Regions from separate parts of the Homo sapiens genome. Here regions 1 and 3 are each linked to region 2. The links are chromatin contacts, found by Hi-C in ENCODE. All regions are on one chromosome and are shown on one strand. The core of a region is the stretch at or near the end of the contact, and the rest is flanking DNA. Distances in the headings are between cores, read along the strand shown.

The links. Hi-C counts contacts between places; a loop is a spot of excess contacts on that map. Pooled maps may share reads with other maps.
Region 1: a loop to region 2 is called in a map of naive thymus-derived CD4-positive, alpha-beta T cell, with 20 times the contacts of the local background. The contact joins the promoter of FGF14-IT1 here to the enhancer-like site in region 2. A Hi-C loop is called at or near these places in 1 of 168 maps with a recorded cell type or tissue (naive thymus-derived CD4-positive, alpha-beta T cell), 1 of 37 single-sample maps with no recorded cell type and 7 of 50 pooled maps.
Region 3: a map with no recorded cell type shows a loop between it and region 2 (5-fold over the local background). The contact joins two enhancer-like sites. A Hi-C loop is called at or near these places in 2 of 37 single-sample maps with no recorded cell type and 2 of 50 pooled maps.

What each region holds. Positions count from the first base shown.
Region 1 is chr13:102,392,864-102,396,731 of GRCh38, forward strand. It overlaps FGF14-IT1 (FGF14 intronic transcript 1), which reads right to left and starts at 1,656. Exons shown (of 4, transcript NR_036486.1): 1 at 1,491-1,656; 2 at 895-968. FGF14-AS2 (FGF14 antisense RNA 2) reads left to right here and starts at 1,715. Exons shown (of 1, transcript NR_036487.1): 1 at 1,715-2,842. It also overlaps a transcript of FGF14 not described here. RefSeq lists an enhancer at 1,562-1,791.
Region 2 is chr13:105,138,151-105,141,719 of GRCh38, forward strand. No RefSeq gene overlaps it. Among named protein-coding and RNA genes, the nearest start is that of DAOA, 330 kb to the right of the region's middle. RefSeq lists enhancers at 1,441-1,650, 1,701-2,110. Within about 2 kb of position 1,346, at least 22 of the 41 ENCODE cell types and tissues checked have a DNase peak (open chromatin) inside an H3K27ac peak, as active enhancers do.
Region 3 is chr13:102,901,132-102,904,672 of GRCh38, forward strand. No RefSeq gene overlaps it. Among named protein-coding and RNA genes, the nearest start is that of ERCC5, 57 kb to the left of the region's middle. Within about 2 kb of position 1,708, at least 3 of the 41 ENCODE cell types and tissues checked have a DNase peak (open chromatin) inside an H3K27ac peak, as active enhancers do.

The DNA of each region.
Region 1 (3,868 bases), core at 406-2,905, 2.7 Mb before region 2:
CCAGAGCTGTTTTCCACGCTGTAGTCATAATGGTTGTCTAAAGGGTAGATATGATCATGACACAGAAGAGAGCTCACGATCTGTGCCTCACTACCTTGCAACCCCACTCACTACCTGCCACTCCCTAGAAACACCCTCTATTTCTCAGTTGTACTTGATATTCTCGGTCTGCACCACAATCTTTGACGCCCCCAAAGCTTAAAGTATGCTTCTTTCTCTTCCTTGACAGCCTAACCAGTGCCTTTACCACGTGGCTAACTCTTAGTCATTCTTCATGACTCAGTCTGAGTTTTATTCCCTCCAGAAACCTTTCCATGCCCCTCTTCCTTGGCCCTATAGCACCTTGGTCCACCTACACAGAATTGTTCACCACATCATAATTGATCCTGTCTTTTGTCTTTCCTGCTAATTCCTTGAAGGAAGAACTCTTCTTCACCCCTGTATCTCCAGCATCAACAGTTCAAACACAGCAGCACTTTTTAAGTGTTTACTAAGTTTTGTTTTTTGTTTTTTTGAGATTGTAGTTACTGAAAAAGTGATAAAAAGCACGTGGACCTAAAAGAAATAATTCATAAATTTCAGAGTTGTAATAAACTCTGAAAATAATCTTTTTCAACTTCTTAATTTACAAATGAGGTTTATAAAAAAGATTTAAGAAAGATTTTTCCCAATAGCATGGATATGAGAGAAGGAAAAATAAACTAGTGAAGATACCCTCCCCTACCCCGAAAATCTTAAAACTGTCTAAGGAAAAGGTATCTGGGGAATATAATGGATAAATGGAATGCCATCTATTTCAGCACCAACCACACAATTCTATGAAGCGCATGAGGAGCTCTTCCTAGTGTCACCAGTAAAATACGCGTTTCTTCACCCAAGGCTCAAAGCTTCTACCTGTGTTTGTGCCTACAATTCCAAAACTGGCTCTTGGAACAGTCGCTTCCTCCACTGGGAAGGAGTTGCCACACCTGTAAAAGGAACAGGTTGTTTGTGATCGCTAAGGTCAACCTCTTATCTCTGATGGTCTCTGAATTTAGAGTACAATTTAAATATATAGTTAACATAGTCCGGGAGAGATACAGGGAAGGGGTGAGGGAAGTTTACTTACAATCAGGACTGGGTGTGAACGTTATGGGAACCTAGAATATTAGAGCTGGGGCTGATCTGGGATTACTCTAATCAATATCCTTCTTGTAGTAGCCGAGGGGACTGAAGCCCAGAAAACTTCAGGACCCGCCCAGGGTCTCCCAGTAGCTAGTGTGTAAGCTGAGACCAGAACTTGGCTCGTTCTCTCCCAGTCCTGAGCTTGGGCAGAATCACCAGCAACGCCAGCTCCCTTCCCTTTCCTTCAGATGGGTCTCGGGTCCAGAGCTGGCGCCCGCTAGCGGGAGGCCAGACCGGGAGGGCCAAGGCAGCCACCTGTGGCTTTCCCATCCCTCAGGTCCAGCAGTGCACATGGGGTGCCCCCGCGTCAACGCCGGAGGAGTGACCTTGCAAACCCGCGCCCCGCGGGCGGCAGAGCCGGCCGCTCACTGCCCGGTCCCCGGCCACCACGGAAGAGCGAAGATCTCTGCCAGGGCAGGAGCCCTAGCCCCGACCCGCGCCCCAAGTCTCTCCCGCGCGGCGGCTTCCGGCCGCCATGGTTTCCATAGCAACAACAGCACAAGCTGCCGGGTCCCAGAGACGCCCTAGGGTCAGAGGTCATCTCCGTGGCAACGGAAACTTCCCGCGCTACGGCGGCTCCAACGGGCCGCTTCCGCCGCATTGCGTAGCGAAGCCCCCGGCGAGCCGAGGCTGGGAGCGCGGTGATGGCCGGTCCCCGTGAGCAGAGGGCAGCGGCGGCGGGACCGGGGACTCTGGGCCAATGGGTAAAGCCAGGAGGAAGCCCGTGCCTGGCCCGTTGGGCTCCCTCCTCCTCAGAGCCGAAGCAGTCCACACTCGGAACCCAGCTTCACCCGGATTACCGAGGGGTTCCACGCCTGGAGGCAGAGCTGCAGCGTGGGCCCGCTCGCGGCTTTGCAGAAAACAAATAATGACACACTTCTCTGGAAGCCCGGGGCCTGGGCCCAGAGCCGTGGCTTCTGCCAAACTTTCTGGTCCCGGACACCAACTCCCCGCCTCTCAGCCCGAGGCCACAGCGGCCCAGCACCCTGCACCTTTTAAAGTGGCTCCAAAAAGGAGAAAGCCAAATAGATCAGGGTGGTAGGCGCGAGTGCAGGGAGCTGCGAAGTTGGAAGATTACTGCTTTTCAAACTGCCAAAGAGCAAAATACTAAGCGAGAAACTCCGTCCAAAGCAACTGGAACTCGAGGTTCTTTACTAATGAGAGTTCCAGTTACCATCTTCAGAGAAAGGAGCTCAAAAGAGGGAGTTTATTTTTTGCGGAATGTCTTCCTTGTTAAGAAGAAAATTAAAGATTAAAAAAGAAAATGAAGGGTCTGGCAACTATGAACCTAATGGTGCCCTAACGTTTGCTATTCTAAGGCCGAGAATGCCAGATGGGGAGAACGCCATGAGCTTTTGAGCTTGTGTATTTTGCGAGAGGCTCGAGTGTGAACAGTAGACTACAGGCCTTGAGACTGAGAAGGAAGCTATAAAATGTGGGCCAAGGGAATGTCTGCAGGACCGGGTTTCAGAGCACCCTATCGTGGCGGATAAAGAGCCACTAACAGCTTTTTTCTTTATTTAGTAGCCAAATTCTTGGTTGGCGCTTTGAGAAAGGAGTAAGCATTAAGCGAATTTAACCAAGTAAAATGTATCGTCCTGCCCTTTGTAGTCCCATAGTTCACTATCCTAGAGATACCTATTTTTCACTATTTTATTAAAGTGTATTGAAAACCTACCATGTGTCGTGAACAGAGTTTTTGTCAAGAGACAGTGACAAAGGCAGTGGTGCCCAGCAGTTGTTGGGTGACTTTCTTACATGATGTTACCAGACTAATCAAACAAGAACTTCACTGTTCCCTATAAAACATGTCTGCGACATTCATCCTTTTTGCCTTCAAGTTTAGGAAGTCCCTAAGAATCCCTCCTTTTGTTCCCTTCTCTTCATCATCCTACCTTTTACATTCTGACCAAAGTAAAAAAAATAGTGGCAGCTAGAGAACTACACAGGGAAAACATCAGGACATAGTTGGTCTTGATACAAAAGAGCTATTGCATCTCTAGAGGTATACGGGGAGCTGAGAAGTCTCCCTCAGAAAACTCCATGCCCTTCAGTACCCGGGTTCAACACATAACTAAACCTTGTACCTGGTACACAAGTCCTAAGGAACACCACACAGACTATGGCAGTGAGCAGGCAGATGTGTAAATAGGTGTTTCCCTGTCCCTATTTACAGGAGGTAAATAGTATTACCTCCACAGTCCCTCCTGGAGGTAATACTGAGTTGGGCTCAAAGGTTTTATTAAAAATAGGCACAGTGCAATGACTTGTTTAACACTGAAGAGAAGAGCTCCTGTTAGACTGTTCAAACAGCCCAACTGTTTCCCCTTAAGGCAAAAGACACTATTTTGAATAAATGCTTCCATTTTGAGACATCTACGTGGTATTTATAGAAGGCGTATGAGTCAATTTGAGTGAGGTATGATGCCAAAATGTGCAAAGGAGTGAAAACATTGGTTGTTGTCCTTGTTACCATATGTATAAAAACACTTCACAAAAGTCTCCAATGTTTGTGTTGCTAAAACATGGAAGACTGGGTTCGAACATTTTAAAGGAATGGTTCATTGTAGGAAACGTGAAGTATAGTATAGAATTAGCTTTAGCACTTTCAGAAAGTACTGCATCATTTGAACAAATTTTCTCAGTTATGGATGCTGTCTAAGATGAGAACAAGTTGTACAGCCAAAGTCATCTTCATTGTTAA
Region 2 (3,569 bases), core at 96-2,595:
TGTAAAAGGCTACATAATTTCCTAGTCCCAGAGAACTCCCCAAAATTACTTTTATTTATTAACCATAGTAGCTAATATTCATTCCAAAGGGAAACATATTTAAATGGCTACTTGCATATGAATTAATAGTGATTAGTGAATACCAAAGTAATTCTGCAATGACCACCAAAACAGAAGTACAAATGCTAAAGATAAGAAAACAAAGGATGTTAGAATTAACTAAAAGATTTCCTAACACAACTGCAATCATCAGGACATACTGGTCTTGTGTAATCAGCTTTCTTTTTTTCTTTCTTTTATTTTTGCTTTACATATACCATGGCCTATATATTAGCATAGTACCTGCTAATGCCAGCAAACACTTGCTGATGCTCTTTCTCTCTGATATCATCCAGGATGTTTTTTGATGTTTCATATGTTTTAGGCATGGAGTTTCTTAGAGGTAGAGAAAATATCCTTTATGGGCCAGGCGCAGTGGCTCATGCCTGTAATCCCAGCACTTTGGGAAGCCGAGGAGGGCGGATCACGAGGTCAGGAGACAGAGACCATCCTGGCTAACACGGTGAAACCCTGTCTCTACTAAAAATACAAAAACTTAGCCGGGCGTGGTGGCGGGCGCCTGTGGTCCCAGCTACTCGGGAGGCTGAGGCAGGAGAATGGCGTGAACCCGGGAGGCAGAGCTGGCAGTGAGCCGAGATCGCACCACTGCACTCCAGTCTGGGTGACACAGCAAGACTCTGTCTCAAAAAAAAAAAACAGAGAGAGAGGAGAAAATATCTTTTATAAGAAGAGGAAACTTTTACCAAATTATTAACTCTCCTATTTATAAGAGCTTCACAGAATCGATTCCTGGTTTTCAGAAGGCTGTTTTCAGCTCCAGAAAATTAACCCAGTGGGAAGGAAATTTCATCAATTGATTTTAGTTGCCTTAGATAATCCACAGGGGCAAGTAAGACCTGGACTACATCTCCACTGAAATGTGGGAGAATTTACAATTGGCATACAGCTGTTTCCTGCTACTGCCTTACTCTAGAGAGAGGATGACTTATCACTCAACTGAAGCTCCCAAAAGAAGAGCTGTAGGAGGCCTTGTTACCTCACACAGCTGGCTAAACTCATAACCTGCCCTGTCATGATTGCTATTCTGGGGCTTGATCGATAAAGACTCGGGTGTTCTCAATTCTGTTCTTTTCTTTGCAATCGCAACACTCAACAATTTCTTGCTTGATAACTATATGCAGACACTGCCCTCACTTCCCCAAGGAATTGCACTGTGCCTGCACATCCCTGTCACTTTCACAAAGAGGCAGATAATTTCCTCTCACTGGATAGGGTGCTATGTGGAAATGACGTGAAATCCGCTCAACCTGATTTCCAACATGTGCGTTCGTTTTCTCCCTATTCAGGTCATAGTGATTCATGAGAGAGAGAGGCAGAGCGGGAACTGAAGCAGTTTCAGCCTCACCAAAGTACCTTTCCCCTAGTTCCTCTTACTGTGCTCATTATCCTTTCTTTCCTGCTTACCATACATCGTTTACCAACCCTTTGAAAATTTAAACTACCAGGTTCATCTAGCTCTGGCACTGCTAGAACCGAGACTACAGAAGATGTCTGAGTCTTCCAAGCTATTTGGGTCAAACAAAACAAACAAAACCACACACAGCCACCGAGTTGGGTTATTTTAAGGACTTAGAGCTACAGAAGGCAATCTGTCAGCATCCGAGGCTGTTTCAAAACCACCTCCTCCCTCCGTGCTTGAGTCAAGAGCTGCAGTCTTTCTATCGCCCATAGCCATGCTGCAGCACTTCCTCAATCACCCTCTTCTCGCTGCACGCATTGACTTTCGGTTTCTTCACAGAGTCACTGACAGCTTGCAGCTTTGGCTTATCGATAGCCCCGTGGTTCTCTCCATCCATGACCTACCAGATGGCATTTTAGTTTAGTTCCCACCACTCACTGCCTTATTTAATTGGTATTTCTTGCCCCACATTTCCAAAGCAAGCCCGGTCTGGATTCTGTTTGGTTCAGCCATCTCATGGGTCTCCAGCTGCTTCCCTGTCCTGTAGGCGGCCTGCGTGAGGCGCAGTTCCTACTTCCAAGGTATTGTGGGGCAGTGGCTATTTTTGCAGGCTATTGTGAGGCAGCAGAGGTAAAGTATGAGTTGAAACATACAAACAAAATATGGCCCCTCAGCATTGTAGAACTTTTGCAGATAATGAATTTTAGAACCAAATAGAGCAGGACATTTGTTTTCACAGTGAGTCTTATGGCTCTACTTAGAATCTTGTCACTCTGTTTTGCAGTCACCTCTCCAAGTCATTGTCTTTTATTGTACCCTTGAGAAACAATACTGTTTCCATTCCAACCACTTTACTGAGTATTTTTACTCAGTGGTCAGGTCACAAATAATCTGTTAAGTTTTAAATTCAGTTGTCTTGTATTGCTGATTTCTCTGTCTTATTTAATGTATTATTCACTTCTTAAACTATTTCTCTTGTGGGTTTTTTGGCACTATATTATCTTCTTTCTTCTATGATTAATTTTGTATTTCTTTCTTTTAAATCTCCTCAGCAATCACCACTTAACTATGAGCATTTCTCAAATGTTTGCACTTTTGCTCCTCAAATTTTATATTGTTCTAATCTGAAGGCACCCATGAAGTCACTGCACTGCATGGTTACCTAAGTGCAGATTACTCCAACATTTTAAATTTCATATATTGATTTCATTCCAGCAGAACACTTCAGACTATCTGACTCAAATTTTCAAGAGGAGATTTCTTACCAGGGAATTGAAGTACATGCTCAAGCTGCTTACATGCCCATATGTTCTGTTTCCACTTAGGATAAAATATTTTCTAGTCCAGTACTACAAAATCCTTCCTTGTATTTGACCCTTCACACAGATCTCAATACATGTATCTATTGCTATTCAAGTCATGATATCCATTGCAATGCAGAATGGTAAGTAATTTATTCACAGTACCGATTGATATTACAAACTTTTAAGCAGGGTACGGCAAAAGCATTAGATACTTTATGTATTAAAGAAGCTGTTAACTGTTTTAACAGATAACTAACTCCCAATCCCAAAATTGTATAGTGTAAGCTCAAAAGCTTACACTATAGAAGTTTATATCTCTCCTTGGTAAGATCTGCTCAGGACTCCCTGATCAGTAAGTGACTCTCTTCCAATGTCTGGTATTCTCACACAGAGACTACTGTGTATGTATTTAGATGAAAACAAATGTCTGTGTTACTGGGAACTGGAATTTTGACATGAGAGAAATAAATACATAATTAAGAGAGAAAAAATTTTAAGAGAACACCTGTATTATCAATAAAAATCAGATGAATGGCATCTCTTATTAAAAAAAAAATAAAGATACCCTCATCCGGCCCACAGAAAATGACTAGAAACACTGACCCACTCAAAAGGAATGAGCACTACTGGTACCTAGGATCAGGACTCTTAGGGAAAAAAAAAGGCATTATTCTGAAAACTTATAGAAGAAAAGGAAGGAGTCAAACATTCATCTTGCATTCTCTTTTTAACCCCTTCTCCAGGAG
Region 3 (3,541 bases), core at 458-2,957, 2.2 Mb before region 2:
CTTATCTAGTGCCATGATTTAATTTGGGCTTCTTATCTACTTCTGTGTTTTATTTGTTAGTAGAGTATAAATCATAATGGCAAAGGTTGTCTCTTTGTCACAAACCATCATAAATAAGCCCAAAGGACAGGCCATAAAAATGTAAGAAATTCTTAGATTAAAAAACATGAGTAATGCTTCTACCTACCTGGCATGCAGAGGTAAAAGTACAGTTGGCAACTGGTAAATTATTAACACTTTTCTACCAAGGATTTCCTTATTCCTTAGTATCTCTGTGATTAATAGATAGTCAATTTAAGAATTAGAAGATGTAAAACATAATAAACACATTTTGTAATCACGTATTGGAAAGAAATTAAGGAAACATTTTGTGCAACATTCAAGGGGTCAGGGGAACAAAGTACTAGAACTCTTGGAAACAGATTTCATATTTTTTTAAGAAATAATTCAAGGAGGCTTAAAGGGAATTATAAGAATGCAACTATTAATTAATGCATAATAAATAGTTGAATAAAGAATAAGTAATGCAACTACCTTTTACTTTCCTTGAATTTTAGTTTTTCTTCTTTTGGAAGCCTCTAATGGTTGTCATTCATTCATTTATTTATTCAGTATTTACTGAAAACCCACAATGTGCCAAGCAGGGGCTGCAGACACAATAGTGAATAGACAGACAGAGCCAGTCCTCACGGAGGCCATGAGCCCAGTGCAGATGGGCAGAGGCAGAACTGGGGATGGCCTGGTAGGGGGAATACATGAAAACCAATCAGTGCTAGGTGTCCTGGCAGGGGGAGCTTAACCCACAACCAGGGCACAGTGAGGGCTTCTGAGGGAAGGTTTAGCTGGGTGAAGGAGATGGAGGTGAGGGCAGAGAGGAGAGACGGGACATGTCCTAGGCAGAAGGAAGTGTGTGTGCTAAGCTTTGGGGGCAAATAGGAGTGACTTGTTCTGATGACTCGCTGGAAAGACTGTAGCTTCTACGAACCTTTGCTGAAGTAATAACCATTATTAGTGGAATAGTCACTGCTTTCAGGACTGTTTTTAGAGATTTCCAGTATAGCATCTCACTGAATCATCCTGACAACCCTAGCGGCATTAACCCAATTTATATATGAAGATGTGGCTCCACAGAAATAAGCCTCCTCCCAGGTTACACATGGGTGGCAGTTGTTGGGATGGGAACCTCTGTCTCTACGGCACCAAAGCTTGTGCTGTTTACAGAGTATGGCCTTGTGTAAGTTTTCCACTCTGAGCCCTGCAAGGAAATCTCGAATTTTAATTTTATTCTAGCTAATTTGGAGCTATCCAGTTTCGTAAACCTTGTCTTCGTTTGCCACCTGAGCACAAATTAGCTTAAGTGGGCTACTCTTGAGATGAGCCTGCAGAAATGTACTCCTGTTCATAATATGTCTCCAAGAGTAGAATTTTATGAATCCACATACATACCCAGCAAAGACTTCACTAAGTTTTTCTTTGCAAGGAATATTGAGCACGTATTAGAGCGATTAATTTAAAGGTGTATGTTGATCTTAAAACACTAATGTGGGAAGCGAAAGACCGTATTATATAAAGGAGATGCTGAGGTGGAAGCAAATGCTGTTCTTTTGCTTGGGCAACGGCTCAGGAAGAATGAAATGAATGAAATGCGGGCTGCCCTCTGGTGACTTTTCAGCAGAGAAGGCCAAGGGGGTGGGGATGAACTTTAAAACCTCATCTGATCTGTTTGTGGCCATATTCTGTGAACGGTGCTGATGTTTATAGGTCTGTTACTAGGCGGGAACTCTCCCTGAATCAGCAGAGTTAAGCCATGGGGTGATGTGAGAACACCAGTTCTTGGAAACCACCTTTCAGCAATCTTTCAACGGGAGGGCCCGCATGGACTCAGGCAGCACAGCCTTCCAATGCCAAAGACCAGGCCGTAGGGACCTAGTGGGAGAATGGAAGGACACCGATATCTTTGGCAGCAAAGTGCTTGTCTAAGTGGAAATGGCCTTTGGTGCCTGTTAGCCTGAGGTTGGCCAGGCACCTCTGTCCCTGGAGGGCGATATTGCAGAGTAAGCTGCAAGCCCTGGCTGGAGGACTCCGACAGGTGACAGGATGTAAGCTGATGCAGGAGCAGGGTGGTAGGTGAGGGGTGGTGGTGGGGGGTGGCTCGGAGAGCTGCCACGATGTCAGAGTCTGTCCTGTGAGCACGAGGTGCAGAGGACGGTGCTGACTGCCACAGGAGAGCAGAGGCAAGGCAGCCACTGAATGTTCCAGAATGGAGAGGAGGGAAAACGTTGTGTTTAAAACTTCTTGTGGGAAATGGCTACCCGGCACAGGCACAACTTCAAAAGCAGGATGGTAGAAATGGAAACCCGAGGGAGAGACTCCAAGGTTATTGAGGAAAAGAATCACAAGATGTTTTTCTCTGATCGTCTCTTTATTGTCCTCGTTCCTGGTTGAATTTTGAGCTGACCAGCAGAGCCTGAAGTCTGCCGATTGTCGTCTCTACGAAGCAGATGACTGAATACGGAGTTTGATAAATGCAAGAAGTCAAAGCCAACATCTGAAGAAATTTCAGCTGGGATGCTGATGCAATCTCTCTTAGACGAAATGCTTGCTTTGCTTCTATTTCATGCTCCTACCAAGCAGGTGAAATTCTAAGGATTTAGATACCATTACCCTAGAGATCCCAGAATAAAATTCGAGTATGAAATTACAGATGATCGCCACTGGGAGGCCCCAGTGATCTGCAAAATGAACTTTTCCTTCTGGATAAATAAGTGAAAATAAAAGAAATGATTTAAGCAAGTGAATTGAATTATAAAAGATGATATGCAAATGCATCAAAAGCGGCAAGGGGTAAATACACAACAATGTAATGTGATAAACGTGTGGTGTTGTCTTCTTTAATTAGACATTGTTTAAATTCCGCCCCTTGCCTGCGCACTATGCACACGTTATAAAATACATTCTCCAAGTAGAGGAGAAATGGGGGCTGGTTTCTAGTTCTTTGAACGCCGTACAGGTGTTCGTTGGTGTGTGGTGAGGCGGAAGGGGTGACGAGGGAGGAGAGGGAAGAGGATGCCAGTGTAAGGGAATGAAGACAGGGAGCAAGCAGAGAGGACACTGGGGTGGGAAGAGAGGTTTTGCTTCTTACAGCCTAAGAGGAAATGTCTGATCGGACTTGTCAGATTTCCATTTCTTGTAATCTAGTGGTTCTCAAACCTGAGGGTGCATCTGAATCACCTGGAGGTTTTGTCAAAACACAGGTTGCTGAACCCCAACTCCAGAGTTTCTGATTCAGTGATTTGGAATGCGGCCCAAAGATTTGTGTTTCTAAGTTCCTGGTGATGCTGATGCTCCTGGTCTGGGAACCAGACTTTGAGACACACTGTGTGGCTGTACACTACGTCTCCATCTTCAGAGATCATCATTTGAGACTGGGGCACGTTGGTACGAAAGGGAGATGCTTCCACCTACCTGCTCCACTGTGTCCTCCACTCATTTCATCTGCTGTGTCTGATGATTCACATCTCTAAAATGCACCTCTTTCTGG